2 separate regions of the Homo sapiens genome follow, and region 2 is linked to region 1. A link is an interaction called in ENCODE POLR2A ChIA-PET data of the cell type or tissue named here. Cell type or tissue: MCF 10A. All regions are shown on one strand. Links, peaks and the distances in the headings refer to the core of each region. The heading gives the core; the rest is flanking DNA. Region 1 has its middle 11 kb from the start of MLANA. Region 2 overlaps ERMP1 (endoplasmic reticulum metallopeptidase 1).

The links. Peaks named below come from ENCODE experiments on the same cell type or tissue, not always from the same donor. Only the 100,000 strongest peaks of a DNase experiment are listed, where the experiment ranks them.
Region 2: POLR2A ChIA-PET joins it to region 1 with 7 read pairs; 3 of 35 experiments call an interaction of 5 or more read pairs at or near these places.

Annotation. Positions count from the first base shown.
Region 1 is chr9:5,875,994-5,884,602 of GRCh38, forward strand. It overlaps a transcript of BRD10 not described here. Among named protein-coding and RNA genes, the nearest start is that of MLANA, 11 kb to the right of the region's middle. RefSeq lists an enhancer at 3,628-4,129. In MCF 10A, for the core only: no CTCF peak of the experiment used is centred there; DNase peaks (open chromatin) are centred at 3,718 and 4,028.
Region 2 is chr9:5,814,609-5,823,217 of GRCh38, forward strand. The region is part of intron 4 of ERMP1 (endoplasmic reticulum metallopeptidase 1); the gene reads right to left. Among named protein-coding and RNA genes, the nearest start is that of ERMP1, 14 kb to the right of the region's middle. In MCF 10A, for the core only: no CTCF peak of the experiment used is centred there; a DNase peak (open chromatin) is centred at 3,513.

The DNA of each region.
Region 1 (8,609 bases), core at 442-8,441:
CAGAAGCCCTGGGTGTGGGATCTTTCTCATGGCTTTGCTGGGAAGCTGTGGGTGGGCTCCCCAGTTGGGATTCACTTTTCAGGGACTTTTCTCTATCAGCTTGTACTTCTGTCCAGGTCAGAGACTGCATGGTTTTCAATCTTTAGCTTGTGTTGGAATTACCTGCAGAGCTTGTGAAAATACTGAAGGTTGAGTTTCTGATTTAGTAAGTCTGGGGTGGGGCCTGAGGGTGTGTTTTTCTAACCAGTCCCTAGGGGCTGTTGCTGCTGCCTGTCGAGGACTACATTTTGAGACCCATTGAACAGGAAGACAATTTTATTTTATGTGACACCATGGTAGGCATGTGTAGCCTCTCATGTAACACTCACCACAGCTCTGCTGGAGAGGTGCTGGACAGTTTGTGAACCTCTGTTATGGGTTGAATTGTGTCCACCAAAATATGTTGATGTCCTAACCCCCTGGACCTCAGAATGTGACTTTATTTGGAACTAGGGTAGTTGTAGGTGTAATTAAGATGGGGTCCTATTGGGGTAAGGTAATCTGATATGACTGGTGTCGTTATAACAAGATACAGAAACACAGAGAGTGAAGAATGCCACATGAGGACAGAGACAGGGAGAAGACAGCCATGTGACAATGGAGGTGCAAATTCGAGTGATGCACCCACAAGCCATAGAATGCTCAGCACTGCCAGGCACCAGCAGAGGCCAGGAGAGAAGGAAGGATTCTCCCCTATAGATTTCAGAGACAGCATGGCCCTGCTGACACCACGCTGTGGCCTTCTAGCCTCCAGAACTGTGACACAGTAAATGTGTGTTGTTTTAAGCCACCCAATTTGTGTTACTTTGTTACGGCAGCCAGAGGAAACTAATACACTCTCAAAGCCAAACTAGCCTTAGGCTGTTCTCTCCAGGTGACTCAGCTGTTCTGTGAGTGCTGTGACTGCAACTGGCGGGACCTGGGATCCCTTCCTGAGTCAAAGAGAGCTATGGACATGAGGTGACCTGGTGCAGAAACATTGCCCAGTGGGGGCACTCTTTCCCGGATAGTGACGATTGGCCTAGCCAGCTCCTTTGACTGTGTGCGAGTGATAAAGAGGTAACAAGACGCATCAGAAGGAGCAAGCAGGGGGCATCCTGCAAAGCCATTCCAGCCACAGTCATCTCCTTAATGAAGAGGGGGCTTGTCCCAGGTCTCCAGGAAGCAGTTATGAAATTGTCCTGTTCTTCCTAATAATTAACTTATCTACCTCATCTGAGCAACCATTTGTGTGCCTCTCTTCTTTGCAATCTGGAAGGACCTAAAAAAATAAGAAGAATTCTAAATTAAAAATTACGATCTTCATTTCTCAGTTGAGCAAACTGAGGCTCAGAATGGTTAGGTAACTTATCCAGGGGCTAATAAACTGCAGAGATTGGTCTTAAACCCCTGGCTTCTATTTTACCATCGCATTCAAGTTATCTCTCAGGGGAAAGGCCCACGCAGAGTCTCTTGGTGTGAGGTGGCTTCTACTGTGAGCACCCCACATATCAGACTATGTGCCCTGCAGAATGCACAATGGCCACACCATGGGCTTGGGCAGGGGCCAGCAAGCAGTTTCCTCAACAAGCTACTAAGAAAAAGGTGGCTGCTCCCTCTCTGTCTTTGGCGCCCAGAGCTTGCCTCATTCTTGCCTCATGCATGTCTGCATCATTCATTCAACAAGCACTTATTAAATACCTTCTATGCTTCCCAGCCTTTGAGTGTTAAGGGTTCGTGCAGTTCTTTAATTTGAGGAGTTATCCTTCACACCCTTAACCACTAACTCAGTATCCCCCTCCCTAAGCAATCAATATGATTTTTACTATAGAGGAATTCATACAGGAAAGGGATTTATGCCTAAGGCTGTCCATGTATTGTCTGAAGAAGGTCTGCCTTCGAAAACATGTGTTCATGTGATGTAGACTATTAGAGGTTCAGAAAGGGAAACAGCAACTCAACAAGCTTTGGTGACTACTGAATCCAGTCCTTGGCATATCATAGGAGCTCAAGAAATGTTATGGACTAGTTGAAAGGATCTGGGCAATGCCTCTGTTAGAAATTATTTATCACCAGGACCAGTTAAAAATCAGTGTCTTCATTTATTTATTTACTTTTATTCATTCAAGAAATATCTATTGAGTCCCTACTGATAATGGAAAGGTGAATGAGTCAGTCCCTGCTCCTGAGAACATTAAGGAATAATCAACATGGAGGGTCCCTGGAACCAATGTTACTAAATAAATAACCGACCCTGGGGAAGAGCAACCATACTTAAAAGGCATCTTATGCTGGACTGTGTTTAGTTCCTGAGAAGTGTCCCCCTTGGGGAGGCACCATGTATAAGAATGGGAGTTGGGCCATTTGCCAGTTACTACTTATGTAATCCTAAATTATCTAAACTCATGAGCCTCATTCTCCTCTGTAAAAGGGGTGTAATAATCACACCTACCTGACAGCGCTGCTGTGAGGATTTGAGAAGAATATGAAATAATCCATGTAATAATCAGTTTGCTCAGTTTCTGGCACTCAGTAAGAAGACATACATTTAGTAGATATTTATGGGCTGAGCTCCTTGTGGAAAGGGATTACATTTTAGTCTCTTTGTTAACTACTTCGAGGAATAGGCCCATCAATCACACAAGAGGTGGGATCTATAATGACTCTTCATAATGATGTGGCCCAAAGAGTGTTTCTTGGAGCACCAAAGCCAACAAACACTTTCTTCATAATTAAATAGTTCGAGAAACTCTGCTGGCAATGCAACTGTCTTCTCTTGAAGATTCATAAGGTATATCAGTAGATTAAGGATGTTAGAAGAGTTTGTAATGAAGAAACCTGTTTAACTTTATTTAGTTCAGTGTTTTCCAATCTTATCGGACCAATAATGTACCCTGGAAGAACCCAAACTCCTGAAGCTTCAACTTGGAAGGAGATTCTGGGCAGAGAGATGGTTGATGCCAGAGCTCCTGCCTCTCCTGAGGGTTTCTTCTCCCCCATGGAGTTCTCACTTTACTCTCTGCTGTTGCCATCTATTGACTTCCAGGGTTGTTCTGACGCCTCATTAAAACTCACAGTAGAGCTGATGCTGGCTGAAATATTACAAAGACTTTGCTAAACATCAGAGGGACTTCCAGAAGAATACAAAGAAACATCAAGAAACACATCAGGCTGGGTGCGGTGGCTCACACCTGTAATTCCAGCACTTTAGGAGGCTGAGGTGGGCAGATCACTTTAGGTCAGGAGTTCGAGACCAGCCTGGCCAACATGGTGAAACCCCATCTCTACTAAAAATAAAAAAATTATCCGGGTGTGATGGTGCACTCCAGCCTGGGAAGGGCAACAGAGCAAGACTCTGTCTCAAAAAAAAAAGAGAGAAAGAAAAAGAGAAAAAAGAAACACATCAAAGCCTGATGGGAGTTGCAGCCCCCACACAGCCGGCTGCTGGCAGGCATTGTCCCCTTGAGACCCTGCCTCCTTTTCATCCCTAAAGGGCTGGTTGACCCATGATCAACCCAATCCCAATCCCCAATGCCAGCGGCCCCAAAGGAACCTGACCCTTGATGACCGCCCACACTGGTCTGGTGGCCACCGCTGGCTCTTTAAGATATGCTTGGGCCCTTGAAGCTTCTCTTAATTAACTGACAAGCAGACACTGGGCTGGACCAATTAAATGAGCTCAGGGATGACTCACTGGAAGGAAATGCAGAGATACAGAACCAGATAATCTGACTCACATGGTCAGCCTCTCTAGGTTCTAGCTTATTTACCTGCAGAATGTCAGAGATAATGGATTTATCCGACCTCTGACTATAATTCTAAAAAATCCCATAGCTCGGATCTCCCTGTCAGATAATAAGTCAGTTCTACTGAATTATTTTTTAATGTAACAAGACAAAAATGCTACGTAGAACTTACTTCTTTCTGAGACAGAATCTCGCTCTGTCTCCCAAGCTGGAGTGCAGTGGTATGATCTCAGCTCACTGCAACCTCCGCCTCCCGGGTTCCAGAGATTCTCCAACTTCAACCTCCCAAGTAGCTGGGATTACAGGCACACAGCACCATGCCCAGCTAACTTTTTTTATTTTTAGTAGAGACAGGGTTTCACCATGTTGGCCAGGCTGGTCTCACTCCTGACCTCAAGAGTTCTGTCCACCTCAGCCTCCCAAAGTGCTGGGATTACAGGTGTGAGCCATCACACCCCACCAGAAGTTTCTTTAAAAATAAAAAATAAAAAAACAAGCCAAATCCCAGCACTTTGGGAGGCTGAGGTGGGCGAATCACAAGGTGAAGAGTTAGAGACCAGCCGGACCAACATGGTGAAACCCTGTCTCTACTAAAAACACAAAAATTAGCCGGGCGTCATGGCACGCGCCTGTAATCCCAGCTACTCAGGAGGCTGATGCAGGAGAGAACTGCTTCAACCTGGGAGACGGAGGTTGCAGTGAGCTGAGATCCCGCCACTGCACTCCAGCCTCGGCAACAGAGTGAGACTCTGTCTCAAACAAACAAACAAAAACAAAAAACAAACAAACAAAAAAACACTGAAGTTCTTTAGCTCTTAAAAAGTCTGAATTAGTTTTCCCCACACAGACATGGTCAGGAAGAAATTAGAAAACATGACTCTGACCTTGGGCAATTTCAGTTTCTACCTGATCCCTTTCCCTCCCCTTCCCTTTCCTCCAACATTACTTTTTTTTTTTTTTTCCCTGAGATGAAGTCTCGCTCTGTCGCCCAGGCTGGAGTGCAGTGGTGCCATCTCAGCTCACTGCAACCTCCGCTTCCCAGGCTCAAGCAATTCTCCTGCGTCAGCCTCCTGAGTAGCTAGGATTACAGGCGTGCGCCACCACGCCCAGCTAATTTTTATATTTTTAGTAGACATGGGGTTTCATCATGTTGACCAGGCTGGTCTCGAACCCCTGACCTCATGATCCACCCGCCTCGGCCTCCCAAAGTGCTGGGATTACAGGCATGAGCCACCACGCTCGGCCCATTACTCTTAAAATTATAAGATCTCACCCAAGGTGGAGGAAATCACCTAACTCATCCAGGGATAAGAAGTTCTGTCAAAGGGTTGGTTTATTCCTTTACACACTTCACACACACACAATCCTTCCCCCACCCCTGACACCCTTTTCAACTATTTAAGGTCTGGGGGCTACTTCCGGGTATTTTTGGGTATCAGCAGGGAGACAGAAATGAGCAGGATTTATGGGAGAGTCAAATGCCCCTCTCAAAACAGTTAAAGGCCTTCCTTATAAATGGCCTCTCTCTGTAAATATAAAAACTAACTATAAGAATCTCAAACGGTCAGCCCTAAAAGACCAGGTCTTGTGGGATTGTAGAGTTGGCCGCTATGAAGGGAAGACTGGAAAAAGTGCCTCCAGAGACACGGGGTGGTCCACAGCCTAACAGTTAAAATGCTCATCACTTTTAAGAACTTTCCTAACCCCTTTAGTTCTTTGATGCTAAGCAGGGAAGAGGGAGGCTTGGAGACCAGGGATGTCCTCCCAGGTGGTGCTGGGGCCTGGGTAACCCTCAGGGTTGCCCTCAGGAGCCCTCTGCCTCTGGAACACCGTGCTTGGTAGGAGTTATTGAAGGGCTGTGTACAGTGAGTAAGCCCTTTCTTGTCAGCAAACCTTCATCAAGTCTTCAGAGCGATACCTGTCAAGAAGGATATGATATTTAGGGTGATGGTGACTGGGTAGGGAAAGGCTGATTTCTTTCAAAATTGGAAATAGAAAAATACACTGAAACAGACAATTGTTCTTAGTGTTGAAATATCATCCTGATTTCTCTGATGGTGCTACTTCCTAGGAAGTCACTAGAGATGAGATCTGAGTGACGGTTTAGTTCACTGAGGCTCTACCATGTGGCAGGCTCTGCGCCAAGCAATGGAGATACAGAAAGACGTAATCCCCACTCTCACAGAGCCCAGGAACCAGTGGTTGTGTCAGACATGAACAGGTGATGTCACTGTCATGCAGTAAGTGGTAGGATGAGAATATGAACGGGGAGCTCCCGGCAACCTTCCATAGTCTCCTGCAGGATTTTTAGATGTGCGACCCCATTCTTCTCACAGTGCTTAATAGGAAACAGCAAAGACTAGGAAGACTTCTCAGGGACAAATCCTAGCTCAACGAACCCAGTACTGTGTAACTGTGATGGTCACCATTTGCCAAATGTTGTAGAGGGCATCTCTGTCTTTGTCTCTGTGGGATCCCTTACTTCTTAATTTGGTGACAGCAATCTAGATTCTTCCTGAAGAATTACTCCTTCCCTGTTGCCTTAGCCTTGATGGGGTGTTAAATACCACCCCTTACACCCCACCTCTAGACACTTTATGCCTGAGCAAGGATTTCGCATGAGACCCAAGCTAGCCAAACAAGTGTGAAAGTAGTCAGAATCAAAATGGAGTCACTAATGTTAAGAAAACCCTGACAAATTGAACCCTGACAAATGAAAGAGGCTTCTCATACTTGTATGCCTGATAACAAAAGACTGCAAAACCACAGCCTTGCACAAAGGCCATCACAACCTTACACAAAAAATACTGCAAGGACAACTGCCTAATTACTGCCTGTCCAGTCTCACACTGAAGTCACCCATGTTATTGATCTTTGTAGCCCAAAATAATTATTTCAGGACAAGTATGTAATCCTCTTCACTTTTCCTTTAAAAACCCTTGTCTTCCTCAGTGTGGCGATTCCTCAAGGATCTAGAACTAGAAATACCATTTGACCCAGCCATCCCATTACTGGGTATATACCCAAAGGTGTATATGTGGCACATATACACCATGGAATACTATGCAGCCATAAAAAAGGATGAGTTCATGTCCTTTGTAGGGACATGGATGAAGCTGGAAACCATCATTCTCAGTAAACTATCACAAGGACAAAAAACCAAACACCGCGTGTTCTCACTCACAGGTGGGAATTGAACAATGAGAACACTTGGACACAGGAAGGGGAACATCACACACCGGGGCCTGTTGTGGAGTGGGGGGCTGGGGGAGGGATAGCATTAGGAGATATACCTAATGTAAATGACGAGTTAATGGGTGCAGCACACCAACATGGCACATGTATACATATGTAACAAAGCTGCACGCTGTGCACATGTACCCTAGAACTTAAAGTATAAAAAAAAACAAAAACAAAGACAAAACCCTTGTCTTCCTTTACTTCCCTAAATATGCACATAGTTTGCTGTGGCACATTACCATTGCAATGCTTTATTCCTAAATAAACATCTTTTGTTTTGGAGAACCTCTCTCTGTGTATTATTTAGTTTGATGCAAGATTCTCCAAGGAACCTGAACTTGTACACAGACAAAGATGAACATGAACAAAGCTAATTTCATTCTGGTGGCAGCAACCTGGAAGGTCATCCATGAATTCTTGCTACCTGTATCCCACAAAACAACTTCATCCTATTCCTTCTTCTTCTTTTTTTTTTTTTTTTTTTTTGAGACAGGGTCTTGCTCTTTCACACAGGCTGGAGTGTAGTGGTGCAATCATAGCTCACTACAACCTCATTCTTGTGGGCTCAGGTGATCCTCTCACCTCAGCCTCCTGAGTACCTGTGACCACAGGTGCGCACCAACATGCCTGGCTAATTTTATTTTTTTGTACAGACAGGTTCTCACTATCTCTCTATGCAGCCCAGGCTGGTCTTGAACTCCTGGACTCAAGCAACCCTCTCACTTCAGCCTCTCAAACTGCTGGGATTACAGGCATGAGCCACTGCACCCACCCCCTATTCCTTCTTAGGGACAGGCTTGCTCATATTTTTCTATAGTTTTGGGGACACCTTCATAACCTCCCATTAATTTTCTTAAGTAGCCAGAGTTCCTGTTGCTCACAACCAAAGAACCTGGACTGACACAAGGGTTTGCTCCATGCCAGACACACTAGGCCTCACCCTCCCTGAGAGAAAGAATTATTAGGTTTCCATTTTGCAGATAAAGAGACTGATGTTGACAGTCTTACACACCAAAAACACACGGCCAGTCAATGCTGGAGCAAGCATTTAAATAAAAATCAGAACCCAGAGCGCAGTCTCTCTCCTTTTTGTCCCTTCATATCACCAATCCAGAGCCCTGCCATTCAGGTATAAGCTGCTGCTTCTAGATCTCACATTGGTATGATTTACAGTTTACACAATGTTTTCACACACAACAATACAGGTAATCCTCATGGCCACCTGGGAGGTAGATATCTTCATGACACGGGAAAATAGATTTACTGCAAGTCTGGTCAACCCATTTTTTTCCCTGCTTAAAACCGTTCTGTGACTCAACACAGCCTACAAGATCAGTCCAAAGGCTCAGCGTGGTATTCCAGGCCCTGTGGCGCCCAGGACCGGGGCCTCAGGCCTGCCACTCCCTTTCTTGCACTTGGAGCTCCAGCCATATGGAACGACTCACAATTCCCTGAAGCTCACCAGACCGGTCTGGGGCCCTGAGCCCTAAACCACTGGGATGTCACCTTCCCGTCCTCACCCGAAGTTATGGTTGGTGAATGCCTACTTAACTTCCACTGGACTGGCCTTCATCTCATGCCTATGAAGGTGATCCCTACTTACCT
Region 2 (8,609 bases), core at 399-8,398, 61 kb before region 1:
AATCCCAGCTGCTCAGGAGGCTGAGGCAGGAGAATTGCTTAGACCTGTGAGGTGAAGGCTGCACTGAGCCAAGATTGTGCCACTGCACTCCAGCCTGGGTGACAGAGTGAGACTCCATCTGAAAAAATAAAAATTAAAAATTAAAAATGACCCAAAAAAGCAGAGGGACCCTATAGAAACAGACATACAAGTAATCCAGATACTGGAGTTACCAGACACAGATTCTAAAATAATTATGATTAATATGTTTTAAAAAACACAGATATCAGTAATTTCACCAGACAAGTATAATCTATTTAAAAGAGTCCTACAAATGGAAATCCTAGAATGAAAAAACATAACTGATGTTGCGAATTTTAATAAATGGGCTTAACACAAAGTTTAATACAGCAGAAGAAAGGATTAAAATTAAAGCATAAAAAGAAAAAAAGGTTGGAAAATACACAAATGTGAGTAATTGGAGTCCCAAAAGAACAGAAGATAGAATGGAGAAGATAAATGTTTAAAGACTTAATGGCCAAGAATCTTCCAAAACTCATAGAATTCAAGCCACGAATTCAAAAAGGTCTACAAACCCCAAACAAGATAAATATAAAGAAAAACTGTATCTGGCACCATTTACTTTTGAATACTATTCCCCACCAAAAGAAACCAAGCCTCCTTAGAGAAATGGCTGATTCCAGGTCTGGGACTAGCAAAGTACAAGGTAAGTTGAAACATCTGTGCCAGAAAGTAAGAAAGTGATCAAAAAGACATGTCAAAGGGGCTCAGGCACTGATTTGAAATAGACACCACTGGCCTAAACTGGGACAATTCATGCAACAAAATAAACAATAGTAACAGAATATATAGAGTAAAATTAAAATACATAAAGTACTGAAATAACAAAAAAAAAAAAAAAAAAAGGAAAATGGAAAGCCTTCCTTCTTGCAGAATTCCAACTATGACCTACAGGCAGAATGATGGAACCAGAAACTCAGCAGTAGCATTTGGTAAACATTGTAATAAAAATGCTTGGGGACAAGAGTCATCAATGATTGCTAAAACTAGGATCAAAGTTTTATGACAAACAGGATATTTACCTAAAGTATCTATCACTAAGGGGAAATCAGTAACTTGTACAAAGAAAGAAATAGTAGAAAAACCTGGCAAATAAATACCTTAATCAAACGATGAAAATGTAGTATCATTAATAATGAGACAAACAGATACCACATGCATCCTGATGTGATGCACTGAGGACACAAATACAAAAGGAAAAAGAACTATGATGATGGGGAAATACGTACATTACGAGATCTTATCATATTAAAATACTATTATTAAAATATTACTATTTGATATTAAGAAATTTATGCTAAAAAATACAATGAAAACCATACTGAAAAACAGGTAAAGCCAAACTATCATTAATTATCTTAAAACTTAGGATAATAGTTCCTCTTAGATGGGAGGGAGTTGTATTTGAGAAGAGAGGTTAAAAAAAATGCCTAGGCAGGCAAGGCAATCCACCCTCTTCCATGAGACAGAGTTAAAAAGATTTTCACCTTACAATAATTAAGTTTTCAACTTTATAATTAAATGCTATATTTGATCCTGGGTAGGAACCCAGATTTTTTTTTAAATGGTTAGGACATTAATGGAACAACTGGAAAAATCTGAATATGCATTATTATAGTTTAATATTAATATTTCTTGAGTGTGATCAATGTTCTGTTACAGAAGAGCATGTCCCTGTTTATCTGAGATGATCATCCTGAGATTATCAATTGACATGATTTTTCTCTTTATTCTGATAATGTAGTGAATTACACAGATTGATTTTCAAATATTATACCATCCTGTTGATCAACTTGGTTGGAAAGTATTATCTTTTGTATATATAAATATTCCTGGATTCAGTTTGCTAATACTTAATTTAGGACTTTTGCATCTAAAGTTGGTATTACCTACCCAAAATATCTACCAAAGCTGAACATATACACATCTTATGACCCAGCGATTCCACTCAGAAATGTGCATACACATACATGTGTACCAAAAGACATTTACGAGAATGTTCACAGCAGCACCATTCATAGCAAAAACCTGGAAACAACATAACAGCACCAACGGAATGGATCAATTGTTGTAGAATTGACTAGTGTTCGGCAAGAAAAAAGAATGAACTACAGATGAGGAAGTGAAGCTCGGAGTGGTCACATGACCTGTCCAAGGTTCCACGTGTAGAATGTGCTATAGCTAAAGTTTTGAGGTTTGACCTTAGATCATCTAACTACAGAGCCTATGCTTTTTTTTTTTTTTTTTGGTGACAGAGTCTCGCTCTGTCTCCCAGGCTGGAGTACAGCACCTCAATCTTGGCTCACTGCAAGCTCTGCCTCCCGGGTTCACACCATTCTCCTGCCTCAGCCTCCCAAGTAGCTGGGACTACAGGCGCCTGCCAATATGCCCGGGTAATTTTTTGTATTTTTAGTAGAGATGGGGTTTCACCATGTTATCCAGGAAGGTCTCGATCTCCTGACCTCGTGATCCGCCTGCCTCGGCCTCCCAAAGTGCTGGGATTACAGGCATGAGCCACCGTGCCCAGCCTTTTTTTTGAGACAGAGTCTCTCGCTCTGTCGTCCAGGCTGGAATGCAATGGCATGATCTCGGCTCACTGTGACCTCTGCCTCCCGGGTTCAAGCGATTCTCCTGCCTCAGCCTCCCAAGTAGCTGGGATTACAAGCGCCCGCCACCATGCCTGGCTAATTTTTGTACTTTTAGTAGAGACAGGGTTTCACAATGTTGGCCAGGCTGGTCTCGAACTCCTGACCTCAGGTGATCCGCCCGCCTTGGCCTCCCAAAGTGCTGGGATTACAGGCGTAAGCCACCACACCCGGCCAGAGCCTATGCTCTTAATCAGTACCCTATCCTACCTCCACGCAAAACCTTTTAGTTATCTTACAGAGTAAGGTGGCAGGCAGATACAGAAACATTTTCAATTGACATTCTTTCTCCTGCCATCATCTAAATCCTATGATGCTTCCAGCTTCTTGTGTGTTCATTTCTCAAGAATGAGCCTCATCTTTCTTAATGCAAAGAGTATGGGCATGCGTAACGTTCAGAGGAGGTAGGCCTCAGTGCCAAGAATAGTAAGTCAAAGTTCTCTAGAAGTCCAGGGAAAACAGACCCAGCTCAGCAGACCCACAGCATCCTTCCACTGCTTTACTTCCTTCAATCTCTAGTTACGGCATCAATACACAAAAGGAAAAAAAAAAAGGAGGAACTAATAAAAGAGACTAAGAGTGGTAAATATTATGATGGAAGCCAAGTAACATGAGGCCTGAAAACTGACTGAATTTGCCAATGTGACCTTTACAAGAATAGTCGTGGTGAAGTGGGGAGGCTAAAGCTGACTAGAATTGTTCAAGAATAGATCACATGGTGGATCTATCGATTTTGGTGGATCTCGGTATATCAAGGTGGATCACTTGAGCCCAGGAGCTGGAGAACTGTGAGCCATGATTGCATCACTGCATTCCAGCCTAGATGACAAAGCAAGATCCTATCTCAAAAAAAAAAAAAAGCAGTTATTCAAGACTATGACTACAGACCATTCTTTTGAGGAATTCTGCAGTAGAGGGTCAGAGGAATAAGACTAGCTAGCAGGTTGTGATAAAAGTGGTTTTCTTTAAAATGGAGGAAAAGGTATGTCTGCATGCAAATGGAAATGATCCTATAGAGAGAGAAAAATTAATGATGGAAGAAAGAAAAAAATTATCATGACCAGTCTCCTACTCATACACTAAAGGTATTTCCAATTTTCTACTCTTAAGAGAAAACCAAGACTGGACATGATGCCTCATGCCTTTAATCCCAGCACTTTGGGAGGCCAAGGAAGGAAGACTGCTTAAGTCCAGAAGTTTGAGACCAGCCTGGGCAACACAGTGAGACCCTGTCTCTACAAAAAGTAAAAAACTGGCTGGGCATGGTGGCACGTGCCTGTCATCCCAGCTACTCAGGAGGCTGAAGCAGGCAGATCACTTGAGCCCAGGAGCTGGAAACCAGTGAGCCATGACTGCTCCACCACATTCCAGCCTGGGCAACAAAGCAAGATCCTATCTCAAAAAAAAAAAAAGAAAAGAAAAGAAAACCCAAGATGACTTAGATTTATGTCAACTATTTCTGCAGGTTAAATTCCCAGAAATGGGTCTGCTGAACTGAAGAGCCTGCACATTTAAAAAAGTAATACATGTTGCCAAAATGCACATCTACATTCTCACTAACAGTGTATGAAAATGACTGCTTATACTCATCAGCACTGGGCATTATCATTTTACTAACTTTTTGCTGATCAAGTATTTTAAAAATCCTTACTGTTATATGTATTTGCATTTATTCTCAAATAAAACTGTTTAATTTGGCAGTTTCTTAAAAAGCTATGCATAAATTTACTATACATCCCAGGAATTCCATTCCTAGGTATCTAAAAGAAATGAAAATATACGTTTACACAAAGACTTACACATGAATGTTTACTCCAGCATTATCATAAAAGTCTAAAAGTGGAAACAATCCAAATATCCATCGATGGATGAATGGATAAACGAAACATAATACATCCATACAATGGGTTAGTCAGCCATTAAAAAAAAATGAAGTACTAATACATGCGACAATGTGGATGAACCTTGTGAAAGCTGTCAGAATCAAAACAGACTCACTTGCGTTAAAAACTCCGATAACGGAGCCAGGGAAGGCCATGAAGGGAGGGTTCTCATGCACAAATGCCTGATAACAAGAATTATCACAAAAGACTCTTCAAAAACCACAACCTTGCATAAAGGCCATTGCAACCTCATATCAAACAAAAAACTTCAGCAAGGACATCAGCCCAGCAACTGCCTGTCCAATCTCAGACTGGTGCCACCCTTGTTATTGATCCTTGTAGCCAAGGATAATTATCCCTAAAAAATTATGTAATCCTCTTCATTTTTCCTATAAAAACTTTTGTCTTCCTTTACTGCCCTGGTTTACTATGGCACATAGTTTCACAGTTTACTATGGCACATGTATTCCTACTGCAACACCCATTACTAAATACCATCTTCTTTGAGAGTCTCCCTCTGTTATTTAGATTAACAATCTGAAATACATTACACTAAGTAAAAAAACCCAAACGCAAACAATCACGTGTTGTATGATTACATTTATATGAAATGTCTACAGCAGGAAAATCTATAGAGACACAAAGTAGACAGGCAGTTGCCTAGGGATGGGGGAAAATGGGAGTGACTGCTAATGAGTTTCCTATTTGGGATGATAAAAACATTCTAAAATTGATTATGATGATGATTGCACAACTAAGAATTATATATCTCAATAAAGCTGTAACTTTAAAAAAAAGAATTCATTCTAAAGAAGGCTACAGGCCGGGCGTGGTGGGTCACACCTGTAATCCCAGCACTTTGGGAAACTGAGTGGGCCGATCACCTGAGCTCAGGAGTTCGAGACCAGCCTGGCCAACATGGTGAAACCCCGTCTCCACTAAAAATACAAAAATTAGCCAGGCATGGTGTCACACACCTGTAATCCCAGCTACATGGCAGGCTGAGGCAAGAGAATCGCTTGAACCCAGGAGGCAGAGGGTGCAGTGAGCTGAGATCGCGTCACTGCACTCCACTCTAAGCGACAGAGCGAGACTCCACCTCAAAAAGAAAAGGTGGCTATAAAGTAGCAGACAGAATATGATTCTATTTTTGCCAAGAAATATATATACACATATATAAATGTATATTAATGTTTGCATTTAGAAAAAAATTCTAGAAGAGTATAGACTAAACTATTACACTAGTTTGCTCTGGATGGTAGAATTACAGGGGCATGAATATTTTCCCAAGAGGAAAAAAGATTCTGTGACCCTTTTGCTATCAAGCCTCTCTCACTCATGAAATGAGGTCACTGGTCTGATAAAATCAAGTCATTCTTTCTGGCCCTTCTTAAAAATTAGGTAGTAATGATTATTCTAGTCACTAAAAACTCCCCAAATGAATGTCGCTCTCAGAAGTGACAAGGGAGTTCCAGAGCACAAACTGTTTAACCAAAAAGTTTCCAGGGCAGGACAAATATTATCACACAGAAAAAGGAGTATGGTTTAAAAAGCTGAGGACAGCACAATCTGGCATATACTCTCAAGCACAACTCCAAACCCAGGAGGGCCTTTATCCTCTTTTAGTCAAACATGAAAATAACACTAACTAGCTTTTTGAAAGCCATGCCCACAAGAAGCGCAGTCTTTTGTAGGCAGTGGCATTAAAAGTGACAGAGATGCTGGGAAAGGTATCAGAATGTCAGAAAGCACCCAGAAAGCTTTCAGGTATGGAGTTTAGCCAAAATAATGAGCTCCAAAACCTAGAGGGAGAAAAAATCATGTAAAATTTCAGAGTAAGGAGGGAAATAATCTCTTCAAATCTTTTGTATGACACCCCTCCAAAAAAATTAATTTTGAAACATGGGGATTTCAGAACAAGTAAAACATTTAAATTTTATGTTTATACTAACCAGTCATAAATCTGTTTTTTGCTTTATTATTAAAGTGATCATATACATTGCAAAAATTTAAATACATAAAATTATAGAAAGTAGTGCATTAATGACAATCAATTCTGGTCTTAAATTCATGAAGCAACAGAGAATTTAAACTGTTGTTTTACCTTTAACCTAGTCCTCCATTCCAGTCACACACAGCCCAGTTCTACCAGCAACTGCTCACCATCCAGCTAGGAGCATTATTAACAGTTTGTTTACACCCTTTCAGATAATGTAATTATTTTTAGAATTTATGCAGCTGCAGAATTTTTGTCTAAAACCATATGCATTTAATAAAAAGAGTAAGGACTCTGGGCTGCCCAGGCCTACCAAAAATGAGTACTTAATAAATGTAAATAAGTAATGTTAGTCAGTCTGGACCTGACTAGCCCTTGGTAAGTGTTTTAACCTCTCCGGACTACACATATGTAAAATATGTTAACATACGTACATAAAATACTTATGCATTAATATATATGTACATAGAAAAAAATCTAGAAAGGGTGCAGATTAAACCATAAGGCTGGTTTTTCTCTGGATAGGAGCAGTATAGGGGCAAGGTGCTGTGCTAATAAATTAAAAGCATGGAGATGAAGGCACTTAACACATAGTATACTTCAACATGGAAAATACACAGACACACTCCTGCTTACATGGAGCCCTGACATTTTTCACAATAGGAAAGAAGACTGAGTGTCCTCTCTCCTTCAGAATTTTCTTTTGCTGCTTTTTGATCTGGTGGTTGTTACATGTATGTGTTCCTCCTATCCTAACTGACATCCAAGAAATAGAAAGAGGCCGGGCGTGGTGGCTCGTGCCTGTAATCCCAGCTCTTTGGGAGGCTGAAGCAGGAGGACTGCTTGAGCTCAGGAGTTTGAGACCAGCCTGGGCAACATGGCCAAACCCCATCTCTACAAAAAAAGGAAATTAGCCGGGCATGGTGGTATATGCCTGTAGTCCCAGCTACTTGGGAAGCTGAGCTGGGAGGATGTCTTGAGCTCTCAAGGCAGAGGTTGCAGTGAGCCGAGATCATACCACTACACTCCAGCCTGGGCAACGGAGTGAGACCCTGCTTCAAAATAAATAAATAAATATATAGATATAGATATATCTCTATAATAATGTATCTACTCACTCTTGTAGATATTAGATCCCAGCTTCTTCTCATTAGTTAGAGTAAGAATAAAGCAGAAAGGTTTGAGAATTGAAAACAGAACCTTGCTGCTTCTGACATCATGACCTTGAGAATCTCAAACGCTTAGCTAAAGTAAAATATACATACATTTTGAAAGATAAAAGATTAAAATAAGTTTGATGGAGACTATTAAAATATAGTATTGTTTAGGTTATGAAGACATACTTAGCATAGTTTCATAATTTAAATAAAATCAGGTCTTAAGAGGGTGCTACAAAACAAGTTCCCACATCATCTTACTTCACCTAGCCCATCTCAGCACACAACACACTCTTGAATATTAAAACATCTAGCAAATGCTACATCTCTGGATAAAATGCATTACCCAAATTTCTAACAGGGCAGGGAAATGGAATGGAACTTCCAATGTCAAATTTTAGTATGCCCCCACTAAAAAAATCTATGAGCTCTGAATTTTGTTAATAAAGACAATTAAAACCCATTTATGCCTGAGGTTGCAATTTTTTTAATTTTTGCATGTGTGAAAAATCAGACCTTGGCGATGAGGCTTGAGCAGTAGGATATAAATAACTCCCACATGCTTAGCGTTCCAATAATGGAACACTAGGCATAAATAGGCTAAGTTGATATCCTTAGAAAAGTTTAATCATAAAACTAAAACTATTTCTCTGGGCCAGGCATGGTGGTTCATGCTTGTAATCCCAGCACTTTGGGAGGCCAAGGCAGGAGGACCACTTGAGCCCAGGAGTTTGAGACCAGCCTGGGAAACATAATGGGAGCCTGTCTCTACAAAAAAATTTTTAAATAGCCAGGCGTGATAGCAAGCACCTGCAGTCCCAGCAACTCAGGAAACTGAGACAGGAGAACCACTTGAACCCAGGAGGTC